Regions from separate parts of the Homo sapiens genome. Here all the other regions are linked to region 3. The links are chromatin loops, found by intact Hi-C in ENCODE. Cell type or tissue: dorsolateral prefrontal cortex. All regions are shown on one strand.

Evidence for each region. Peaks named below come from ENCODE experiments on the same cell type or tissue, not always from the same donor. Only the 100,000 strongest peaks of a DNase experiment are listed, where the experiment ranks them.
Region 1: it touches region 3 in a loop (4-fold over the local background); 26 of 110 quality-filtered maps call a loop at or near these places.
Region 2: a loop joins it to region 3, with 2.0 times the contacts of the local background. A loop is called at or near these places in 16 of 110 quality-filtered maps.

What each region holds. Positions count from the first base shown.
Region 1 is chr14:77,858,466-77,866,465 of GRCh38, forward strand. It overlaps ADCK1 (aarF domain containing kinase 1), which reads left to right. Exons shown (of 11, transcript NM_020421.4): 4 at 611-814. Among named protein-coding and RNA genes, the nearest start is that of ADCK1, 62 kb to the left of the region's middle. RefSeq lists an enhancer at 3,976-4,175. In dorsolateral prefrontal cortex, CTCF peaks have their summits at 3,920 (motif pointing right) and 4,119; DNase peaks (open chromatin) are centred at 1,916 and 3,916.
Region 2 is chr14:78,019,059-78,027,058 of GRCh38, forward strand. No RefSeq gene overlaps it. Among named protein-coding and RNA genes, the nearest start is that of NRXN3, 150 kb to the right of the region's middle. In dorsolateral prefrontal cortex, a CTCF peak has its summit at 3,136 (motif pointing right); a DNase peak (open chromatin) is centred at 3,123; H3K27ac peaks cover 1,524 bases.
Region 3 is chr14:78,594,627-78,602,626 of GRCh38, forward strand. All of the region lies in intron 4 of NRXN3 (neurexin 3), which reads left to right. Among named protein-coding and RNA genes, the nearest start is that of NRXN3-AS2, 110 kb to the right of the region's middle. RefSeq lists a silencer at 3,665-3,714. In dorsolateral prefrontal cortex, CTCF peaks have their summits at 1,392 (motif pointing left), 3,600 (motif pointing left) and 3,803; DNase peaks (open chromatin) are centred at 1,374 and 3,625; H3K4me3 peaks cover 549 bases; H3K27ac peaks cover 3,158 bases.

The sequences.
Region 1 (8,000 bases), 740 kb before region 3:
TCCTGACCTCATGATCCACCTGCCTTGGCCTCCCAAAGTGTTGGGATTACAAGCGTGAGCCACCGCGCCTGGCCTAGTGATTTCCTTAGCAACAAAACGACGGAGTTTATCTTCTTTAAAGATACCAAAACTTGCTTCCCTGAGGTGCTGTGAAGATTAAAAGATACCATACATATGACCATGTTTTATAAAACGTAGCAATCCAAACAAACAAAGCATAATTGGTATGTCTGAGGGGTGGGTGGCAAATACTTTAACTCTGTGTCCCTTGAATGAGTCATTAGTAGGTTAGACTTGGTTAAAAGCCTTGAATGCTTATTTCTAGGGAGTGGGACCCAGACTAGGTAAGTTTTGATGAAGAGGAGGAGATAGGAAGCACTGGGCCGTGTTTGAAGGGCGGCCTCTGTATGAGGTTGGAGTTGACTGCCCCGTGTACCAGGAAGCTGGACACCAAGGGAAAAGGTGTGTGTGTGTGCGTGTGTGTGCATGCATCTGCCCTGGGCATTGTGGGGTAATGAGGGTTTTCAAGCAGAGCAGGAAGGTGAAGGGAACAAGGTGTAGGGAACAGTCTGCACTCACACCTCTCTGGTCCTGGCCTGTCTTCCTGCAGGTGCACCTTCGCTCTGCCAGGCGTCTCTGTGAGCTCTGCTGTGCCAACCGGGGCACCTTCATCAAGGTGGGCCAGCACCTGGGGGCTCTGGACTACCTGTTGCCAGAGGAGTACACCAGCACGCTGAAGGTACTGCACAGCCAGGCTCCACAGAGCAGCATGCAAGAGATCCGCCAGGTCATCCGAGAAGATCTGGGCAAGGAGGTACCCACCTTTGCAGGGGGGATGGGCCTTGGTTGGGATGCTTCAGAAAAGGCCCCGGCTGAATTCTTGCAGCCTCGACCAGGGTGCTGGGGATCCACCAGTGACACAAAACCAAATGTCACAGCCACTCTCAGTGCTGAAATCAAAGAGGTTAGAAGGAATCTCAGTGGCCCTCAGTGAAACATACCAGTTCAACCATATGAAATAGTTCATATGAGACTGTTATTGACCTGAAACCTATATATCATTCATATGGTTCAACCTAATAATAAATGTCACTTACTGAAGGTTTAAGGCCTTATTGAAGCTTTATCCTCAGTAGGGCTTTGAAGCCCCATCCCATCTGGTTTCAACCTACCTGTCTGTAAGTTGGTGGGGCAGAGTGACACTGTGGTTTAGACTCTAGAGCCAAGAGCTTGGACCTTGCACAAATGATTGATCTTGGCACCTCACTTTCCTTATCTATAGCCCACCACATAAGGTTGCTGTGCAGATTACACGGGATAATGAATAGAAGGTGCTTAGTATAGTACCTGATGTAGAGCAAGTGCTCAACAAATATTAGCTATTATTTGTATAGTAATGGTGTTCTATACTATTGTGGTTGTTGTTTCCCTACGCTCTGGTCCCATTGTGCTACCTGTCTCAAACTCACTGTGTTGTCTTAGTCCTCAGTGCTTGTGCCGTGGTCTACCATCTGCCTGATGTCTTTGCTTCATTCTCTACTTGTCAAGTGACTTCAGGCCATCTGCCTATCTGTCCACCCAGCTAGCAAATCCCAGGCAGGGTGCTAGGTGCTGGGTTTCCCGTCCAAACCCCAGCTCTTCTAGGAAGTCTTCTGTGACCCTCCCTTGACCGATCTTATCCCTCCTTTGGGCTCTGCAGAACTTTGCTCCCTGCACTTGTGCAACTTGTGGCTTGATTAGTTGTGTCTAAGGATTTCCCTGCAAGTCATAGTCTTTGAGGATGAAGACCATGACAGTCCTTTTACTCTGTATTTACAGCTCTGGAACAGTACCTAGCAGGTGCCCTGGGTCTGCTTAAAGAGCCAATGGATGAACTAGAAATAGTGTTGTTAGGCTACTTGGCGCAGGGCCAGGAGAGTAGGGCAGAGGTTTGATAAAGACCAGTGGTTCCCTTTTTACAGGGAGCTGGCACTGACTATTGGTCCCTTAATGTGGAGCTGGCCCCAGGTACGCAGCATCCATTCAAAGGTGTCCCACTTCTCAGTGATATCCTGGCCTGGAGCGGGGGTTGGATCATACAGCAGGTGAACATAGAAACATCTCTGACTCCTCTGCCACTGAGGAACATGTCCTCCAAAGGGAGAGACATTGAGTGAAAGGTAAACCCGAACTGTGGCTGGAGTCAGGGAGCAGGCTGCAAGCTGGGAGGAGCAGGGTCAGGAGAGAGGGACCCCAGGCAGAGGGGACTGAATTGGCATAGTGCTGGCCCACTCATGGCTTTGCCTCTTGCCAAGACTCTTGGCCCCCAGCTTCTAACAGCACGAGATTCACCCCCAAATTAAAACTAAATAAATCACGGTAATAACAGTGTGAAGTGCATCATTGCTGGCGTGTGGCAGCTCTCTGGGGGTGGAAACAAGGAGCAGGAGGCAGCAGGTTAACCCTTGGAGGCTGACTTGTCTGGAGAGCTGGGGAGGGAGGTGGGACAAGGGCAGGTTAGTGGCTGTCCCCAAGCCAGGGTGGAGTGAGGGAAGTTTGGAGTGTCAGCAGTCATGGTGGCCCACCCAGCTGGCTAAAGAATGTTTGGGGTTGGAAGACGTCGCCTGATCTTCAGGGCCCCTTCTCCAGTCCCCTCCACCCCCTGCCGATTAGCCCTGAGCACAGTGGCCATGTGGCTCCTGCCCCCACAATGCTTCTTTAGACCCCTGAGGAAATGGGCTACTGTCCATGTCATGGTTCTGAGGGGTGTCCCTCGCAGCTGGGGAGCTTCTTCAGAGCCCTCTGGGTTCTTACCAGGGCCCCACAGGCACACACTCTGTCTTCCCTGCCCTCTTCCTCCTCCTCCCCCTTGGAAGATGGCATTTGTTCCCTGGTGACACACTTTCCCAGTGTGTGGGTGGAGGGAGGGGAGCGGGGCCATGTGGGAAGAAGGGTGGGTGCGTGTGGGGGTGTGAGGGCGGGGTAATGTCACTCACTTGGCATTTCCAGCCTCCTCCAGCCCCTCCCATGACACTTCTCGGGGAGCAGTCTCGCCTCCAGGATGCTTGAGTGGGCCCCACTCATCCTCAGCTCCATGCCAGCCCTAAGACCTTCTGCAGAAAGCTCCATTTCATCCCTGGCTTAAAAGAGGCTGTCAGTTATGCCTCACCACCTTCCTAGGTCCCAGTCCTCGGATAGGCTTTGAGGTTACCTTGAGCTCAGAGATTCCATAAGTGCTCCTAAAGCTCAGACTGTAGAGAGCGGTGGTGTGGTGAGGGAGGTGCTTGGATGGTCAACAGCAGTGTTAGAGGTCACTATGTCCTCAGACCCATCCCTGTTGCAGGCAGGTGGGGCCCGGCCCTGTGGGGCATTCCCAGCATAGGTGTGGGGGTAAGATTGAGGGTGCAGTACTTCTGGACCCCACGGTTCATATGCATTTCTGGATCAGCCAGAATTTCTGCACATCAGCTGGCACCATCAGTGCAGAGGTGAGGGCACTCGAAGGGGCACTCTCCTTGCATAGCATTGGCTCAGGCAGGGAGTGCGCTGGGGCCACATTGCTAAGGGAGGGCTGGTGACAAGCAATGGGATGAGACCTCATGTCCTCTAATTCCCAGGCTGGTGATTCGTCCCCTACATAACAGCTTCTGTTTGGCAGGAAAAAAAGCAGTTGTGTGTGTGTCTGTGTGTATCTTGGAAGTTTCTCAGCTAGTATTACCAGAAAGAAACTTACTTTTTTTCCTTTATTTGGTTGTTAGGCTTATATCCTGAAAGACAGGTTCCAGGAAGCAATCAGGAGCCCAGCCTCTGGGAGGTGGGGTCGTTTCTGCCTCCTCAAAAGTGACCTCGTTCTGGACTGGGTCAGGGGTGGTCCCAGCCTTGGTCCCCTTGACTGCCCTTGGGGCTGTGGGTCCAGATGCAGTGCTGACCTTGGCCAGCAGATGGCGCCTGAGCTTGCAAGTCAGGGATGGTTGTAAAGACCTGGCCCTTCTCTTTGTGGGGGGATCCCTGACCAGGTGGATGAGACTGGGGGTCTTTCTGCTCTTGGGCATGGTTCGTGCTGTTGAAGGAACGCAGGCTGACATCTCTACACCCTGAATGGGCATGCATAGCCTCAGCCACGAGGCTGTTGACCACCCTGGGTGCCTCAGCCCTTGACTCCATGTTGGAGGACGTGGTATTGGAGTTAGGAGTTCTCTGATGCTCCGCAGTCTCTGATGGCCAGTGATTCTGTGCTTCAGCACCTTTTCCTTCATTCCTTCTCTCTCCTGCTGGTCTACGCGGTTGGCATTTAGTGAAAAAGGACAGTGCCGGACATTTGGGTGTAGCCAGGGATGGGTACGACCTCATTCCAGTCCTCACAGTCCAGGGTCATGGGAGGTTCACTCATCATGGTAATACATGGCCACATAGTGCCCAACGAGCTTGCAGAGGAGAGAGAGGTTGCCTTGGGCAGATGGAGGCTTTCTGAAGCAGGTGGCCTCTGACCCAGCCCCTTAGAGATGGATGGAATTGGAGGAGGTGGATGTTGGAGGAAGTGATTACTGATTAATAAGCTGGGTTCAGCAGAGGTGCAGGGACAGGAAAGCATAAAGCATGGAGGTGAACAGTGAGGTCTTGTTGATTACAATGTGGCGTTCAGCCGGTGAATAGTGGAGCAGAGGTTGTAGGATTGGGGCTGAGGTCACATTATGAAGGGCCTAGAATGTTCTTTTCAGAATGTGAGTCTGAGGGAGAGGAGGACTTGGGGAGGGACCTGATCAAAAGAAGGACGAAGAGACTGAGATATACGGAGTGGGGTGGGGCATGTGGTCGGGTGGTTGAAGGAATTTGCCTAATAGGCTGAATATTTAGTAATGTGGGAGATGAGGTCATCTTTGAAAAGTGGAGGAAGATATAGATGGGGAGGTTTGAAGTGGGTGGGAAGCTTGGGGATAGAGTTATCGTGGAAATTAAGGGATGATCTTTGAATTGTCAGCCACACTATGCTGTTATCTTTGGTCATGCACACACATACACACACGCACACACACACACACACATCTATACCTGCCCCCATGACATACAGACAAGTCAGATCTTGTTACAGCCTATTTCAAGAAATGGTCCAAGCCGTGCGTGGTGGCTCATGCCTGTAATCCCAGCACTTTGGGAGGCTGAGGTGGGTGGATCACTTGAGGTCAAGAGTTCGAGACCAGCCTGGCCAACATGGGGAAACCCTGTCTCTACTAAAAATAGAAAAATTAGCTGGGTGTGGTGGTGGGCGCTTGTCATCCAAGCTACTTGGAAGGCTGTGGCAGGAGAATCACTTGAACCCAGGAGGCGGAGGTTGCAGTGAGCTGAGATCAGGCTATTGGACTCCAGCCTGGTCAAGAGAGTGAGACTCTGTCTCAAAAAGAAAAAAAAAAAGAAATGGTCCAGTTCTGTCCTAGAATATAGTTATATCAGATAAGGTTCTGTCCACCTCTGAAATCCCATGAGAAACTGAAGGAAATGAGGCCAGCTGCTGGCATGGAGCACAGAAATACCTCTGTTAGGGGCAATGCTTATATTGGTGTCTGGGTGGTGTGGTTTGGCTTTTGTACTCTGAAATTTGTTTTTATCAGTTTTTCACCCCCTGGTCTTTCCTCCCAGGGGAACTTATTTTACAGCTCCCCATAGTACGTAGGGACAAGCGTATGCTGCAGGTGCTCTGTGTTCTTGATGCACCATCTGACTGGAGTTTCAATGAGAATGAAGGAGAGAGAAGGTGCAGGGGTACCGTTGTGCAACGGGTAGAATAATTCATATCCAGTTGTTTTGTAAGAGCCTGTGGGTGCAGTGGGAGGGCAGCTTGTCTTGTTTGCTCAAGGTTTAAGCAAATGTTCAGAAAAGAGATAAAGAAGCCTTTCCTCCAAGAATATAAACTGTTTATCCAACTTGTTGGTGGTAGAGGCAGAGAGCAGGCACTGTAGGCGCAAGGACCAGCATGAACAAGGCAGAAGTGGAGAGATGAGGCAGGAGAAGGCCTGCCTGGGCGAGGGGCACACAGCACCTCTGTTGTCCCATGGAGAACTTGATGGGAGGGGGTAAAAGGTGCCCTCTTTTTGCATCTCTTCCTCCAGGCTATGGCAGGTTGGCCAGAGCTGGGCTGGATTTCATTCCTGTGTAACTCAGGGCTCTCTAGAGAAACAGAACCAATAGGATATGAATGTGTGTGTGTGTGTGTGTGTGTGTATGTGTGTTTGTGCATGCATGTTTGCTTGTGTGTGTGTATTTAGAGCTAGAGAGAGAGAGAGAGACTGATTGATGTTAAGGAATTGGCTGATGTGGGTTATAGAGGCTGGGAAGTCCAAAATCTGCAGAGTGGCCCAGCAGGCTGGAGACCCAGGAAGAACCGATGGTGCAGTTCAAGTCTGAAGGCTGTTTGAAGGTTACCTGCTGGCAGAATTCCTTCTTGCTTGGGGAAGGTCAGTCTATGTTCTGTTCAGACCCTTATCTGATTGCATGAGGCCCACTCATGCTATGGAGAGTAATCTGTTTTATTCAAAGTCCACTAATATAACTGTAAATCTTGGCTGGGCACAGTGGCTCATGCCTGTAATCCCAGCACTTTGGGAGGCTGAGATGGGAGGATTGCTTGTGCACAGGAGTTCGAGACAAACCTGGGCAATATAGGGAGACCCCATCTCTGTTAAAAAAAAAAGTTAAAAAAATTGAATTAAAAAAACAAACAAACAAACTGTAAATGTCACCTAAAAATACCCTCACACAGCTGAGTGCGATGGCTTATGCCTGTAATCCCAGCACTTTGGGAGGCTGAGGCAGGCAGATCACCTGAGGTTAGGAGTTCGAGACCAGCCTGGGCAACATGGTGAAACCTCCGTCTCTACTAAAAAAAATACAAAATTTAGCCAAGTGTGGTGGTGCACACCTGTAATCCCAGCTACTCAGGAGGGTGAGGCAGGAGAATCCCTTGAACCCGGGAGGTGGAGGTTGCAGTGAGGCAAGATCACTCCACTGCACTCCAGCCTGGGTGACAGAGTGACACCCCGTATCAAAACAAAAACAAAAACAAAACCCCTCACAGAAGCATCCAGAGTAATGCTTGGCCCAGTATCTGGGTGCTGTGGCCCAGCCAGGTTGACATGTAAAATTAACCATCATGATTCCCTATGTGGCCCTCAGCCAGGATTTCACATGTGTACCCTCGGTCTGCTTTCACACGGCCTGGAGCTTCATAGCGAGCCTTGGCGGTAGACAGGAGCCAAACTGCCTGTTGGTATATTGGCTTTGTGGCCTTGGGCATGTTACTTAACCTCTCTGTCCTGTCCCTCCATTTCCCGATCTCTAAAATTGGAATCATAACACTACCTGCCACCTAGGCTTGTTGTGGGGATGGATTGAGTTAATGATTGTGGAGCATCTAGTGCAAGCTTGCTGCAGGGCAAGGGGCAGTAAACGTTAATAATTCTTTCTGTGTATTGTGCTGTGTGCTTTTTATGAGCAGGTACTGGGGTTCTGAGAGACTCGTAAATGGCAGAGTTCCATCTTTACCTGGGCTTTCTGATAACTGGTACAGCTCTCTGTCCCATATTCAGTCATATGTTGCTTAATGATGGTGATATGTTCTGAGAAATGCATCATTAGGTGATTTTGTTGCTGTGTGAACATCATAGAGTACTTACACAAACCTAGATGGGACAGCCTACAATATACTTTGGGTATATGGTATAGCCTGTTCTTTTCAGAATATGAGACTGAGGGAGGCTTGAATCTAGGCAATTGTAACACAATGGTGCGTATTTATCTGTCTAAACATAGAAAAGGTTCAGTAAAAATATGGTATTATTAATATAATGGATCGCTTTTGTATATGTGGTCCGTTGTTGACCGAAATGTTGTTATGCGGCACATGACTGTACTGTTTTGCTAGAATAATCCTCCTTTCTCTTCCTCTTCCTGATCAGTACCCAGCACTCTATCTGGTCAGCCTCTTCCCGCTACTTTTAGAAATCCCCACAGGCTCCCAGGCAGCCTGG
Region 2 (8,000 bases), 580 kb before region 3:
ATATACATTAGTCACAAGATATAATTATCTTCTAAAATGTAAGTCAGATCATTTCACTCCCTGATCAAAGCCTTCAAAGACTTCCAGTCTTAGTCCTTTCCCAGGTCTTTGGGCCCCGCAGGACCCTACTTGGCCTATCTTTCCAACCTCATCTCCTACTGTCTGTCTCCTGGTGCATTCTGCTCTGGCTATCTTGGCCTTCTTGTTTGTACTCAAACTTCCAAGTTGGTCCTGTCTCAGGGCCTTCATACTTGCCATCCCCTGGAATATTTTCCTTCTGAATATCTGAATATCTCATATCCTCCTCCAACTTGGTCTCTGCTCAAACGTCACTCCTCAGAGGGTCCTATCTTGACTGCTCTATCTAAAACAGACCCCTCCCTCCACTTCACACTCATCTCCCTCTACCTCCTTATTCTGCGTAACTTTCTTTTTGTACTTAAACTACACAAAGTTATATTACATACTTATCTCTCGTCTCCTTCTCATCCTTCATCTAACTTGTTTACCACAGTATCCCCAGCTCCAAGAAGAATGTCTGACACACTGATGACCTTCAATCAATGTTTTTGTTCAATGAATGAACTTAACAAGTGTTTATTGAATCCCTACTATGTGTCAGACACTGTGGAATTTGCTTTGGTGCCTGTGTGAAAGGTCATGCTATTGACTGAGACACTTTGGTTGTTTAGAGGGTTTGAGTTTGAGATACCTTGGGACTAGCAGGTGGAGATGGAGAAGGCAGTTGTTTTCCTGGCATGGAATTCAGGGGCTCTGAGAGATTGGTGAAGTATTAGTCCATTTTCACGCTGCTGATAAAGACACACCCGAAAATGGGAAATTTACAAAAGAAAGAGATTTAATTGGACTTATAGTTCCATGTGGCTGGAAACCTCACAATCATGGCAGAAGGCAAGGAGGAGCAAGTCATGTCTTACCTGGATGGCAGCAGGCAAAGAAAGGGAGAGCTTGTGCAGGGAAACTCCTTTTTTCCAAACTATCAGATCTCGTGAGACTTATTCACTATCATGAGAACAGCATGGAAAAGACTTGCCCCCATGATTCAATTACCTCCCACGGGGTTCCTCCCACAACACATGAGAATTCAAGATGAGATTTTGGTGGGGACACAGTCAAACCATATCAGATGGGAATGCATAATAGAACATAATAGAATTCTACACTGGGACTGACAACTGGTCTATCCATCCTGGGAGTCCATCTCGGATGGGCATTCAGGGGCATTGTAAGAAGAATGGTTATAGTGGTCCATAATAGGAACAGTAAGGTCCATCCTAAATGGAGCCTGTAGGTGATGTGGCTTTGGCAACTATGAGAACATCTCTGCTCCCAGAAACCACAGGCTTCTTCAGCTCCTTGGTGTTGGGAATTCCCTTAGAAGGGAAAGTGATTCACTTGGCCTCTAGAGAGAAATTAGGAAGACAGGCAGTCCCATGAGAAGGCCCCTTCACTTCAGGTTACAGAGACATCTAGACAACTCATACTGGAACTTTCCAGGACCCAGAATTGGGGGCTTTTGTCGGAGAGAGAATCTGAGGTCTAGGGCAAAGAGCAAGGGAAGTGGGAAGAAGGGCCCAGAAATTTCACATATAAATTTCCTAGATAAAAACTCCCCTTACATTTTTATGGTATTTTATTAAATATTGTATAAAAAGTCAGGTGCTCTTAAATTTAAATTCTACCTACTAATGACTTGTGGGATCTTTGGAAAATTTACTTCTGCAAATGTTCTCATTTGTGGGGTGCAGGTAATAATATAGTCCTTATGGGATTAAAGGAGATGGTGCACATAAAATGCTTAGCCCACTGCCAGCATGGACACATTCGGCCATTAGGCTCCTTCCCCATTTCCTTGACCTGATCTCATTTGAGCCTTATACAACTCTGGAAGATAGGTTTGGCAGCTATTGTTATCATTCCCATTTTACAGATTAAAAAACTGAGACCAGAGAGATTTATTCTCACTTTCTGAAAGTCAGAGCTTTAAAATAGGAGAGTTAGGATTTGAATTCAGGTCTTTGGTCCCATGTGGTCTTCTCACACCATGTTGTCCCCAGCTCCTTTCTGATGGTGTCAGAGGGTGTCATTTCTGGGGAAACGGAGTCTAATCACTTACTGCTTGGCCTGTACCTCGAAGCCGGGAAGATACTGCTACCTTTGCTTTGGTCATAATATACTTTCAGATAAAACATATAGAAGCAGAATATCTGAAAGCTGGCCAGGCATGGTGGCTCACGCCTTTAATCCCAGCACTTTGGGAGGCTGAGGTGGGCGGATCACCTGAGGTCAGGAGTGGGAGACCAGTTTGGCCAACATACTGAAATCTGTCTCTACTAAAAATACAAAAATTAGCGGGGCATGGTGGTGGGTGCCTGTAGTCCCAGCTACTGGGGAGGTTGAGGCAGGAGAATCACTTGAACCTGGTAGGTGGAGGTTGCAGTGAGCCGGGATCATGCCACTGCACTCCAGCCTGGGCAACAGAGTGAGACTCCATTTCACACACACACAAAAAGAATGTCTGAAAGCCAAACAATACACTTACATGTTATCAAGGGTATTCATCAAATTATATAAGCCCTAGTTACATCTTGCCTTTCAGATACCACATCTATTGCTCTATTTCTAGCACCCTAGAATGTCTTTAATTTCTCTTTTTGCCTTTACAGTTGAACACAGACTGGCTGGCTGGCTGGAGGAGCTGGGTGGCCAGTCAAGACTAATGATTCAACACTTTGGACAAGCCTGATGATATTCACCTTTGATTCCGTTGTCCTAAATTTGTAAGACTTTTTACCTTCTCACTTTCCTCTTTCTTTTCCCAGTTATTAAAAAAAATACAGCAAATTCAATACAATGTTAAGACAGTTGCCCAACTAAACATGGCTGTGCCGACAAGGATAGTGATCTTGTTGAATTTAATTGTCGAGTGGAGGCAGGGTCATCTTGTCATGGCTCAACTGAGTCTGCTAATTTCCAAGGCCTAAAAGGGGCCATGGGTGACAGTAGCATAGGGCAGTGAAGGTTGTGCAAAATTGCCCTGTAGTAGGTGTGACTTGGGTCATGAACTGTTGGTCCTAAACTCGTGTCTTGCCAGGAGGTGGCGCCCTTTCTCTGCCCAGTTGGTTGTGGCTCTTCATTACTGTGGGGAGGGAAAATGATGCGCTTCCTGTAGCTTGGGCAGCCATTTCAGAGGCTCTCAGATGCAGTGAACTGTGTTTCTTTCTTCTGAACAGTTACACAATTCCCGTAATGAGGGAAATTGCATGGGAATTCACTTCTTCAGCTGTCAGAGCCACTTCTCTGCCCAGGGTTAGGCTTGCTTCTCTCTTCCCTTTAGAGGTGCCGCTACCACCTCTATTTCTTTGAGTTTCTCTCCCCTTAGGATAAGCCGTGGGTTCCAGGAGAATAATCGTAACAGGATTATAATGAGGGTAGAATGGAAATGAAAAAAGAGGACAGGATGGCTGAGGGGGCTGCTTTTGGCAGTGCTTGCTTCTCTCTCTCCCTATTAGGAGCAGCTCTTCTGCCCTTATTCCTGGAGTAACAAAGTTGTCCTGTATTTCCACACACACAGCTCAATCCCCGCCAATGGCAATGGGAGTTGGAATCGCCTTGGGCTGCTAATTACCCTAAGCCCCTTTTGTTTTAGATGGATTGTGGGGAATCCAAGGTCTGAACTAAGAAGAAAGAGAAAGGGAAAAGAGAAAGAAAAACGGCTGGGTGCAGTGGCTCATGCTTGTATTCCTAACACTTTGGGAGGCCAGGGCAGGTAGATCACTTGAGCTCACGAGTTCGAGACCAGCCTGGGCAACATGGCGAGATTCTCATCTCTACAAAAAATATAAAAATTAGCTGGACATGGTGGTACAAACCTGTAATCCCAGCTACTCGGGGGCTGAGGTGGGAGAATCGCTGGAACCCAGGAGGCTGAGGTTGCAATGAGCTGAGATTGTGCCATTGCACTCCAGCCTCAGTGATAGAGTGAGACTCTGTCTCTCAGAAAAGAAAAGGAGGAAGAAAGGGGGAAGAGAAATGAAAATTAGAGAAGAAAATGTGGGAGAAAAAGACAGCCAAATAGTCATCAAAAAGAAAAAGGGACAGAGAGAGACATAGAGAAAGACAGAAAGAGACACGGGAGACCAAATGAGACATACACATGAGAGGGCCATTGATCTGGGGGAAGAACATTGGGTTTGCTTTTCATCTCATCTGCATCAAGCTCTGTGAAGTTGGAAAAGTCACGTGACTGTTCTGATCCTCAGTGTCCCCATATGAAAAATGGGAATAATTACACTTCACACCACTGTGATGTGGGCCAAATGGACCATATGGAGGAGATCTTTTGTAAGTGATCAAGTTCTAGTTAAATGATGTTACTTGATATCAACCAGACTTGAAGAGAGAGGATGTGTCCTGGCCCATGCTGAACCCTAGGGGTGGGGCATAGGTGCCCTCGGTAATCCAGGGAGAAGACCCCTGTCTTCTGCACCGCAATCCTATTTTCTCAGAAGATTTTTTAAGAGGGAAAGTTTCCTTGCCTCCAGCTCCTGGAAAGAGAGGCCTCCCCTGCCCTGGGTAGCAGTGGGGGTGGGTGGGTAGAGGTGCTTCTAGATTACTCTCTTCAAGAAATAACAGTTATAGCTAACATTTTATTAAGCTTACTATGTGCTAGGTGCTTTCCTAAGTGCGCTTTGTGGATTAACATTAAACCTCATAATGAAGTAGGTACTATTAATAGCTTCATTTTACAGATGTGGAAACTAAAGCAAAGAGAGATAAAAGGAAATTGCCTAAGGTCACACAAGAAGTGGCAGAGGAGATGAAAACCCAGGCCATCTGTTGCCAAGTCGCTCGTCCTAATCACTGTGCTATACTGCCTCTCCAGTTAGGCCCATGTCCCTCACTTTTCCATGTTCTGAGCAGGAAGCAGGAGGCTGCCTGCTGATCTGTTTTTTTTTTTTTTTGAGACAGGGTCTCACTCTGTCACCTGGGCTGGAGTACAGTGGCACAATCTTGGCTCATGGCAATGTCCGCCTCCTGGGTTCAAGTGATTCTCTTGCCTCAGGCTCCCAAGTAGCTGGGATTACAGGCATGCAACACCGCACCCGGCTAATTTTTGTACTTTTAGTAGAGACAGGGTTTCACCACGTTGGCCAGGCTGGTCTTGAACTCCTGACCTCAGGTGATCTGCCTGCCTTGGCCTCCCAAAGTGCTGGGATTACAGGCATGAGCCACTGTGCCTGGCCTCTGATCTGTTTCAATGGTGGGTCAGTCAGGGTTCTACTAGAGAAACAGAGGAAGGAGGATACACGAACCTCGTGACACCCCTGCTCCCTGCTGCTGCCTGCCTCCGCGTTTGCGCACATGCTCATACACACACGAATATCCATGTTGATTTCTCTATATCTTTCTGTTTCCAAGGAATTGGCTTACATAATTGTATTAATAGGTTCTGACTGAACAATCCCAAATCATGTAGGGCAGGTGGGCAGGCTGGAAGACTCTCAGGTGGAAGCTGTGCTGCAGGCTATAGGTGGAATTTCTTCTTCCTTGAGGACACTTCAGTTTTGCTGTCAGGACTTTCAACAGATTAGATGAAGCTCACCCATGTAATCAAGGCCAATCTTCTTTACTTAAAGTTGCCTGATCAGAGGTGTTAACTATTATATATCTACAAAATACCTTCACAGCGATATTTAGCCTGATCAGAGGTGTTAACTATTATATATCTACAAAATACCTTCACAGCAATATTTAGATTAGTGTTTGATTGGATAACCGAGTACTCCTACCTGTGTAAGTTGATACATAAAACTAACCACCATGATGGGAAGGGGAGAGTAAGAAAGGGGAAGGGCAAAATACCAGGAGTGGGCAGGCAATTTACTTCTTAGAATTTAATAGACTGAAAATATGTTCCTGCCCCTCTACAGACATGACTGACAGTGAGAACAGTCACATCACATAATTCACAAGGGAGTTCCTTGGAAATGCTTCACTATGAAATTGTGCACGAGAAGCTGTTCTATGGGCAGCTCTGCAAACTAGGTCTTCTGTTTGAGATTCATAATGCACATCACCACATTGAAAGCTCTGAGAAATCCCACAGCAAAGAAACTTGTTTATAGTTTCTAATTAGGCTTTTCCCAAACTCATTTGACCACGAAACCTTTCCTTTCTTTTCCCATGTAACATCCATCAACAGAGCATGCTTAGGCTAAGGCTGGCTTAATCTCCTCTCCCTAAAGCAATAGACCCAGTTCACCGGGATACTGCTGAGGCTTCACTGATAACATAAAAAGAACAATGCTTTCAATCATTCCTTACACATAAATGCTTCCTGCTTTCCTGGTGTTCATGGAAAGTACAAGATTGGCTGACACTAGAAAGTAGAATTCTGTGGCTTTTGTCTTGTGCATATTAAAGAAAAAAAACCCTTTTAAGAGATGAAGAATTCAAAACTATTTTCATCACATTTTGGAGCAAAATGGTCTCTAGGAAAGAGGTACTTTGCATATCACATGACATACTGCCAGCAGGTACCCTCAGGGGCATCAGAACCCTGTGGGAAAGATTAATCTTGCACACTTGGGAGCTGGTACCCCAGAGAGCAGGAAGCATTGATGCTAGTGACTGTGCCATTGATCTCATCAAACAACAAATTCTTCAGTTCATTCTCGAGTGTCTACTGGGAGCTAGGGCACAGTGAGTGCGTGTGTGTGTGTGTGTGTGTGTGTGTGTGTGTGTGTGTGTGTGTGTTGGGGGAGGAGGGGGTAGGCATGCACACAGGAATAAATAGCTAATGGTTTAAGTTAATGGACAATTTTTGTTAGGAGTTGATTTAGTAACACAGACCCCTGTGATGATAAATCTTATGTGTCAGCTTGACTGGGCCATGGAATATTCAGATGTTTGGTTAGACATTATTCTGGATGAGTCCCTCTGTGAAGGCGTTTCTGGAGGAGATGAACCTCTGAATTGGTAAACTGAATAAAGCAGATGGCCCTCTCCAATGTGGGTAGGCATCCTCCAATCCATTGAAGGGATGAACAGAATGAAAGGCTGAGGAAGAGAGGATCTGCTCTCTGTCTTGGAGCTGGGGCATGGGTTTTCTCCTGCATTTGGACTTGGGCTCAGATTTAGATTGGAACTTACACAATTATCTCTGCTAGTTCTCAGGCCTTTGGGCTTGGACTAAAACTTCCACTGTTGGCTCTCCTCGTTCCTGGGCCTTTGGATTTGTGCTAGAACTACCTTATCAGCTCTCCTGGGTCTCCAGCTTGCCGATACAGATCTTGGGACTTCTCAGCCTTCGTAACCAAGTAAGACAATATACATACCTATCCCCTGTTGGTTCTGTTTCTCTGAAGAACCCAGACTAATATAACCCCTCAAATAATAGTGTCTTAAATAGGACAAGGGCTTATTTCTCTCTCATGGAATAGCAATAGTCTGCTGCTAGGCAGACCAGAGCTGGAACAGAGCTCTAAGGTACAAGAAACCCATGTTTGGCCATTTCTAAGGCATTTCTTTCATCTGCATCATACAGAATACCTCAATACCATGTCCTTATTTCAGGCAGGAAGGAGGAGGAAATGGTGTCAAGAAGGGCATGTTCCCTCCCTTTAAGGACACAACTCAAAAGTTTTATTTATCACCTACTATACATCTCATTGGCCAGAACTTGGTCATATGGCCACATATAGCTTCAAGGAGGGGAGGCTGAGAAATGTAATCCCTATTCCAGGTGGCCATGAAACCCAGCCAAAAAACACAGGGTTCCTGTTATTCTGGAGAATGGGACAGTAGATTTTTGGGGACAGCTAACCCTGTCTTCCACAGGGTTATATAAAATGTAAAAAGATATTTATTAAGCCTGGACTGTTTCTAAGCAAGGGTGTACCACAAGCCTTTAGTTCTAGGGATTGGACTAGGGATTTAGATTCCAAGGGCTAAAAACCATGAGATGACATTTACAC
Region 3 (8,000 bases):
CAGAAGTCCACACTCAATCTCCCCATTCCAGTCCATTTCCTATGACTTTGTGTCATTGGCAATGTCCGCTACGAAGGATGGAGGAATTCAAGAGGCCACTGTGGGCTATGCTTTCTTCTCTTTAATAAGACTCCTGTTCCAGGAGAAAACTGGCCTCTCAAAAAAAGTCTTCTGAGGAATAGCAGCTACCAGGAATCACAGTTGGTTCCCCATGAACATTTCAGATCAATTACATAAATAATAACTACCTATTGTCTTCTAGTGTCAGTACCACAGGAGTAACTCCACATCTTTGAGTTAATAAATAAATTTACTTACTTATTCAATAAATATTCTGGACTCTTTACGGCAGTTCTGACAATGTTCTAAATGTATAGGCTATGGTGGTGAGCAGAACAAAGTCCTTGGTCTCATGAAGCTAACATTGTAAAGGGAGATACAGACAAAAAGCAAGAGAGCTAAGAAGAAAATGAAAGAGGATAATGAAATACAGGGTGGCTAGTGATTGAGGCAACTGTAGTTGGGTGGTCAGGGATGACCTCTGTAAAGAGGTAACATTTTAGCTGAGACATCAGTGAAGCCAATATGGCCATGAGAAGTTCTAGGAGAAAACTCCCTGCTGGCCCCAGAAATTAATTACAATATGAAGCTTTAGGGAAGGCCACAGGGTTGAATACCTAAGAAGAAATATCCCAGTGGTTAAGGACAACTTCTGCTTTGCCACTCAGAGAGAAGCAGAGCTTGTCATTGAGCTAGTACAGTCCTGTGCACTCGTGGGAGTAAGGTCGCCTCCTTTCCCCAGGCACACAGTAACTCTGCTGGATTGCTGACTCCTGGCAGTGTCTTGTAGCAAGGTAGACTGGGGGGTGGCAGATGCAAACTCTCCCTAAAGAGGTATCATCCTCAGTTATTTCCATTCACCCAAACCCTTTCTTTCCTCCAAATCACACTGGCTATATATCTGAATGTTTTCTTTGACCCAGATCCTATTCTTGGCTTCTGTAGACATTGTCTTGTTTGATCCCTATAAAAATCTGCAAGATGGATGCTATAATTTGCATTTGACTAAGGAGGAAACTGAGGCTGTAAGAGATAAGGCAACTCTCCCAAGATGGCTCTTTTGGGGAGACGTAGAATTGAGGTCCAAACTCCTAAGAAAGATGGAACTTTGGCCATCTCCATTGAGGATGAATAACTCATCAAACTATTCCTGGGAAAGGGGGTGGCAGAGGAGAGAGAGATATTGAGACAGGCTACATATCATAATATCATGGGTTAAACCAACAGCAATTTTAGACCCCAAGGGGACAATTCGCATAGCTGCAGACGTTTTTCCTTGTCACACTGGGGATGGGTGGGGAGCGCTACTGACATCTAGTGGGTAGAGACCTGGGATGAGGTTCTAAATGTTCTACGACGCACATGACAGTGCCACAGCAAAGAATTATTTGGCCCCAGATGTCAATAGTGCTGAGGTTGAGAAACCTTCGATTAAAGTCTTACAGTGCTCACTGCTCTCTGCTTCCTCTGTCTTCCTTCTATGGCTGCCCTCGGGGTTACTTACACACTGGATCTCTAGATACAGGACTAAAGTCATAATGGAAATTTAAGATTCCATTTGGATGCTGATTTTTTTCCCAAGCTCTCTTCACTATTTATTAAATGGTTAGTGAAGGGAGGTGGAAAGCTTGATCTCCAGGCAAGTGAGTCCCTTGGACGTGGGGTGGGGAGGGTGAAGCTCTGGTGTGGTACTGCATCAGCCTAGTGGGAGGTGCTTGTTAACCCTCTGTGCTGTGGCTTCCCCATCTGTAAAATGGAGGTGAAAATACCTCCTCCTGCCACCTCTCAGGTTTGCTGTGAGAAGTCAGTGATGTGTAAGTGCTTTCATAAAAGTACTATATACGTGTGTTATTACTAATTCTTATATCATGAATAAAATGAAATCATCATTCTGCCCCTGACAACACCAATTTGCTGAACCATTAGAATTCTGTACATTACAGTCTTAAAGAGCCATAGAGAGAACTGTAAGGGACCTCAAGAGGTCATGCGGTAGAAAATGGCCAGTGAGACACTTGGGAATGATTAAAGTGAGGTGGGAAGACACATGGCATCTTATTCAGTTACTCAACTCTCCTTTGTTCACTTCCTTGCATCATCATTGCCTTTAGGAGTAATATAATAACTGCATTAATAAAGTTGTTATCCTCCTCCCACCCCTGCCAGAGCTCTGAGGGCACAGTCTAAACAGAATAATTAATTAATGAAAATGAAGAGAAAATAGCTCAAGTGATGGCTATAGGAGATCAAATAGCAAAGAGAAAGCTGCAAAAACGTTCGTTGTTATTTGACACTGAGTAGTGCAAAGAGGGCTGGGAGAGTCCCAGGATCCCTGATCAACAGAGAGAGAGTATCCTGGGGGTTTCCTCTTTACTTTTTCTTTTTCTGCTCTGAAAGGTTAGGAAAGATCCTGAGGGCATAATCTGACCATCTGATCCAGGCCAGCATACTGCTGGAGAAGACTGTGTCGGGGATGAGGTGGTCTGAGAAGCTGGAATAAATGCAGGATCAGCTGATAAGGAGGGTGAGGAAAAGGTGAGCTTAGTGTCTGACTTTAAAAATATGTAGATGAGCTCCCTAAATAAAATACCCCTCCACACTGTACTGATGACTGAAATTCCTTTAAGAGAAAATATTTTCGTTCTACAATTAAAGATAGAATCCTATTTTTTCCAGGGAGAAGTAATATTGTCTTAAATTTATCCTACATTACTACATGTTGATTACAAAAACTGAAGAATCTATTTTCTTTGTTTTTTTTCCAGTTTTTATCTCCATCCCCATCTTGCATCTTACAAAGGACCCAATAGAAGCTTCATGGGGTACAGGAAAGAATATAGCAAGGACCTTGGAGGCCTCAGGCCTCAATCTGGCTCTGCCATTCAATAGTTTGACCTTGGAGAGCAATCAGAATTCTCAGGGCCTTAGATCCTCTGCCCGTGAAGCTGAGGTATTGGACTGGATATCTCCAAGGGCCCTACTAACAATAAGATTATGGACTGGGGATGGCTTTTCTTCTTTCCATTTTGTTCAAGGAAGCCTCCTCTTCGTCATTTCTCACCTACCACCCAGCTCTGTATTTTCCCATATTTCAATGTCCTTTCATGAAGACATATAAACAGTGGCCATGAGTCAAGGGGATGCAAGGGTATCTGTGGTTCAAGAAGATGCACGTGATGACCACGGCTAGTTGATCCCTCTTGGCATATTGTTGCCATCTCAGAAAGACAGGAAGGGTGGGTTACAGCTGCCAGCACCATCAGGATTAAAAGCAGGAGGACTTTAAGACTCACCCTCGATGATGCAGAACTCAAAAGGTCTCTGCTTCACAGCTCTGGGCCACCTTGAAGGGCAAGTTGACAAAATAAAGCAAAGCCCAGACAGCCTTACAGAGTAGTAGATTCTGCATTCCTCATTTTCATGGATAATTACTGTAGCCTTCAATTTGAGGAACATGGCAGTGATTTGTGTGCAGTTTACTCTTCTTTCAGGTGATGGAACCAGAGCCAGAGGCGTGGATGTGACTCTGTTGCCCTCTAGTGGCTAGAATGCAGTAGCATACCCAGCACCCCCTCAGACTTGGCTTGGTGGTGCCGCTGACACGTGAGCAAGGGTTCCTGGGACACTGACTGCCAAGGGGGCTCGGGATTCTTTCAGCACAACTCCTGACCTGAGATTCTGCAGAGAGAGAGAGAGAGGGAGGGAGGGAAAGAGCATCATCCTTCCTATTTCTGGAAGTCAGATCTGTAACACAGAGGGCCTGTTTCGTCTAGAGTAACCCTGTACCAGCTGCAGCGCTGGGACGCTCCTGCCTCTTCTGCGGTCGCATGTCCATGTTTTGGGGCAGCTAAGGCACCTGGGGTCTGCTCTCGCAGTCACACATTTGCTGTGTCACTTCTGCCTCAGTTAGATGTTTTCTCTAGCAAACAGATATCATTATGTGGTTTTCCAATTATCACTTCCCAAAGGGAGCTGGTTAATATGGATGAGGCTTTTTAACATTTGGCTTTGAAGACAGGGTTATATGTAGTTGTAGCAGAGGGAGCCAATATCTCGGTAATTGGCTAAGGTTTGCAGAGGAGCAAGGCAGTCTGGGGTATGTGCCATCTCTGGGACGCGGGGTCTTTGCAGAATGTGTTATTGTGGTGTAGTCTTTAAGTGAGTTCTCAGATAAACTGGAAGGTGGGTCTAGGTGGAGATTATTTCAAGAAGGTTAGAACTCTGGTCTCTGGTTACAATAAAAAAGCTGGATTGCTGAAGATCATATGGGCATTGTTGATGTTGGGCTCAGGCAGAGAGTTCTTAGTAGGGTCTTCTTACCCTGACGGTTGCCCTTTGTAACAGGCAATAATACAAGAGGATTAATTTATGGAGAGGCTGAAGAGGTTAGTGGAATGAGAAGAGATGCAGCATGCAGGGACAAAACTCAGTTTACTATATCAGCTTCTTTTACCCTTTGGGACAAGAATCCCCAATTTACTGGGCAAAACTTCCCTCCTTCTACTTCCTCTTCCAAGAGTTTAACTCATGGAAAGGAAATGAGGGGAAATAGCACATTTCATGGCATCGAAGAGGGCATCTTTGAAACCTAGCGGCTTTCCACCTACAGACATTTAGAATGCAACTTATGCTGGCAAAGCTATTGAGGGTTTAAATGATATGCTTTATAGCGTGTTGCATTTCTTCCTTTGAAAATGAGGAGCTTGAATTACCTTTCTTGCTTCATAATAGAAATTTAGTCTTATTTCTCAGTCTATAGTTAACACATAGCAATCTGGTGCCTTCGAGTGACAATTTACCTAAAAGTCAGCGTTACATAGATAGTTCTACAAAATCCAAACTTACATGCTTTGTCTGTACACTTCTTGGTCTTCCAACCTTCAGGATCACCATTGATTCCTTTTCCTGTACCCCTCCAACCCCTGACACTGTTAAACTCCATTTCAGTAGTCATTCACCCAGTCCTGCAGATTTTTTGTCCCTACAGCCTAACATTAGTTTTCAACCAGATCACTCTTTTTTTACACTATTCAAAAATTTCTTTAGCTTTAAAAGCCCTCATGAGCCAAAGTGCCAGAGATACTTGTGGTGTTCTAAAGTATTTGCTGGGACAGGGTTAAATGGATAGGGAAAAAAAGAAATAATAGGAGGGAAAAGGGTCCCATGAAAAGCTTGCTGCCTGGTGGTGGGGAAGATGGAGTACCACCAGCTATCATTATAGGCTGGGCCAGGTGATAGGCAGAATAAAGTGACTTAAGAAATTTCTGGAAGCACTTCACTGCACTGCAAGTCATGCCACTCTTCCTCAGCTCACAGTTGGCAGAAGCACCACTATAAACTGGGTTCAGCCACGTGTCCCTTAGACACATAAGAGAGGGAGTGCCAATTGGGAGGACAGGTGACCGAGGGGGGCAGAGGGACACATTCATTTATTACCCAGTTTTGTCCTGGATTGATGCTGGTCTTGGGTATCCGACAGTGGAACCACTCTAGTACCTGACACACCTACTCTTGACCCAGCTTTTTCACTCCCAATTTGGTTGTTATACAGCACCACAAATAGGGAAAGATGGCTGGGACTTTGAAGAGAACAGGTGGCTCCTATCAGCTGGTGCTAAAAGAGCCCCACCTTATAGATATGTATCTTACACTCATATGACCTTCCCTACTACAATACTGTCATAAAGTCAAAAATGTGTGTCTCTTGTCCCTTTGGGCTCCCCCAGCTCCATTTAATACCGTTCCCAATGTTTGTACCTAATTACAGATTTGAGGAGTCATAAAACCACATCTCCCAAGAGGTAGATCTGCTTTATTTTGGCTTCTGTGACACCTGATTGTCCTCTTTCTTCATTCACCTTTAATGATTTGCTTCCTTTTGTTGCTTATCAAGGACTTGTGCTCCTGAAGGTTCTGTCCTTGACTCCCTTGTCTTCCCCCAACATTATCTTTCTGGACAATCTCTACCACCTTAATGTTAATGAGCCTCAACTCCAAATTGGCAGCCCAGATCACCCTCCAGGGCTCTGGACATGTGTCCCCAGCTTTCTATTAGACATCTCTACCTACTTGTCCCACAAGAACCTCAAACAACAAACATCTAAACCTGAATTTATCCTCTGCTCCACAAAAGTCACTTCTCTATTTCTCATTAGAAGTATAGAAATGGAAGAATGAAAAACTTCCATCCATTCTATCACTTGGTATTAACCTAGACCTTTTCCCCTTGCTCAACCCCATCTCTCCTTTTGCCTTTTACCACGAATCTGTCACCAGATCTTACAATTCTACTTCTCAAATATCTTTCCAGACAGACTCTTCCTCTCCATGTCTACTTTACTGCCCTAGTTCAGGGTTTCATCACCTTGATCTGGCCTTTGATATCTGCCTCCATGTGTCCAGGACCTGCATGCTAATCCCTGAAAGAAAACCTGGATACAGTTTTGCAGCTGAATTTTATTTTAATGAAATCTGCATTCTTGTGGATAACCTTCCAACACACTACTTCAGTAATATCACTGACTGTAGCAATAATAATAATATCAGTGACTATAACAAAAACTTTTGGCTTAAAAAAAAATCCATTTGCAATGACTTCACTTTCCGAAGTTCTCAACTGATACCCAGAGCCATTCTTTTTGGTCATATGCCAATTTTGTGAGTAAAATATAGGGTTTCTTTATGACCATACATTTCCTATGATGGCGAGCTTATGAGGGTGGTCCTTCATGCAAGTTTCTCATCTTTCTATAGCCTGAAAAGTACTGATTCTTTTTTTTTTTTTGAGATGGAATCTCACTGTGTTGCCCAGGCTGGAGTGCAGTGGCATGATCTCGGCTCACTGCAAGCTCCGTCTCCTGGGTTCACGCCATTCTCCTGCCTCAGCCTCCCAAGTAGCTGGGACTACAGGTACCCGCCACCACGCCCGGCTAATTTTTTGTATATTTTTAGTAGACACAGGGTTTCACCATGTTAGCCAGGATGGTCTCTATCTCCTGACCTCGTGATCCACCCACCTCGGCCTCCCAAAGTGCTGGGATTACAGGTGTGAGCCACTGTGCCTGGCCTTGATTCTTTGAAAATGAACTCTTTTTGGCACCCTCATCTTCTGCCATCTTGGTCCATTTTGCTTATCAGAGTAAATACAACTGGTAAAAAGGTTTATGCTATTTATTCTCCCTCCAGTCTTGGTTCATAACATGCTCAGTTAAATTTCTCCCTCATTGAGTGTCTCCTCAAAGATAAATATTTTACCTTGGAAAGTCTGGTCATTTCTAAGGTTAGGAAAATGCTATCAGTCACTTTGGAGTTGATTGCCTATGTCAGGTTGGCATTCTTGGATGAACTACAGGTTTAAGATTTGCTGTTCTGCATGCATCACTGTGAAGTCATCTGAGATGGGCGCTGACCTGTAGCTCACAAGGAGTTTCAAGGTCTTCTATCATCCTCCTTTCAAACACTCACAGTGATTAATTCTCCAGAAATCACTACTGGTGCTATCACCTTCAGAAAACAATTTTCTTTCTGAATACATGTAGGGTATATAGGCTTCTCTGGTTTGGTTTGCATTTCACATTAGCCTTTTTTTTTTTTTTTTTTTTTAAATTCCAAGGAACTCTACCTTCAAAAGCAAGCAAAGCATTCTCCTCCCAGGTGGCCCATGTACTGGATTTTGGAGTCTGAATTGTTATTTCCTCACTCCTGCCTTCCTCTCTTCTTGGCTTTCTTTCTAGGGCACCTGACGTCCTTCCTTATTACTGATGGCAGCAGAGACTGAACCCCTGGGAGAGGAAAGTGAACTGAGTAATTGTTTTGCCTTTTCATGTCTGATGTATCACTCTGGGTCAGTGTAGCTTTAGTTGAAAGAGTAATGTTGTTACCCAGGAGCAGCTGTAGTGTCTCCAGACAACTCCAAGACCTCTCCAGTCCCGCAGAGGTCA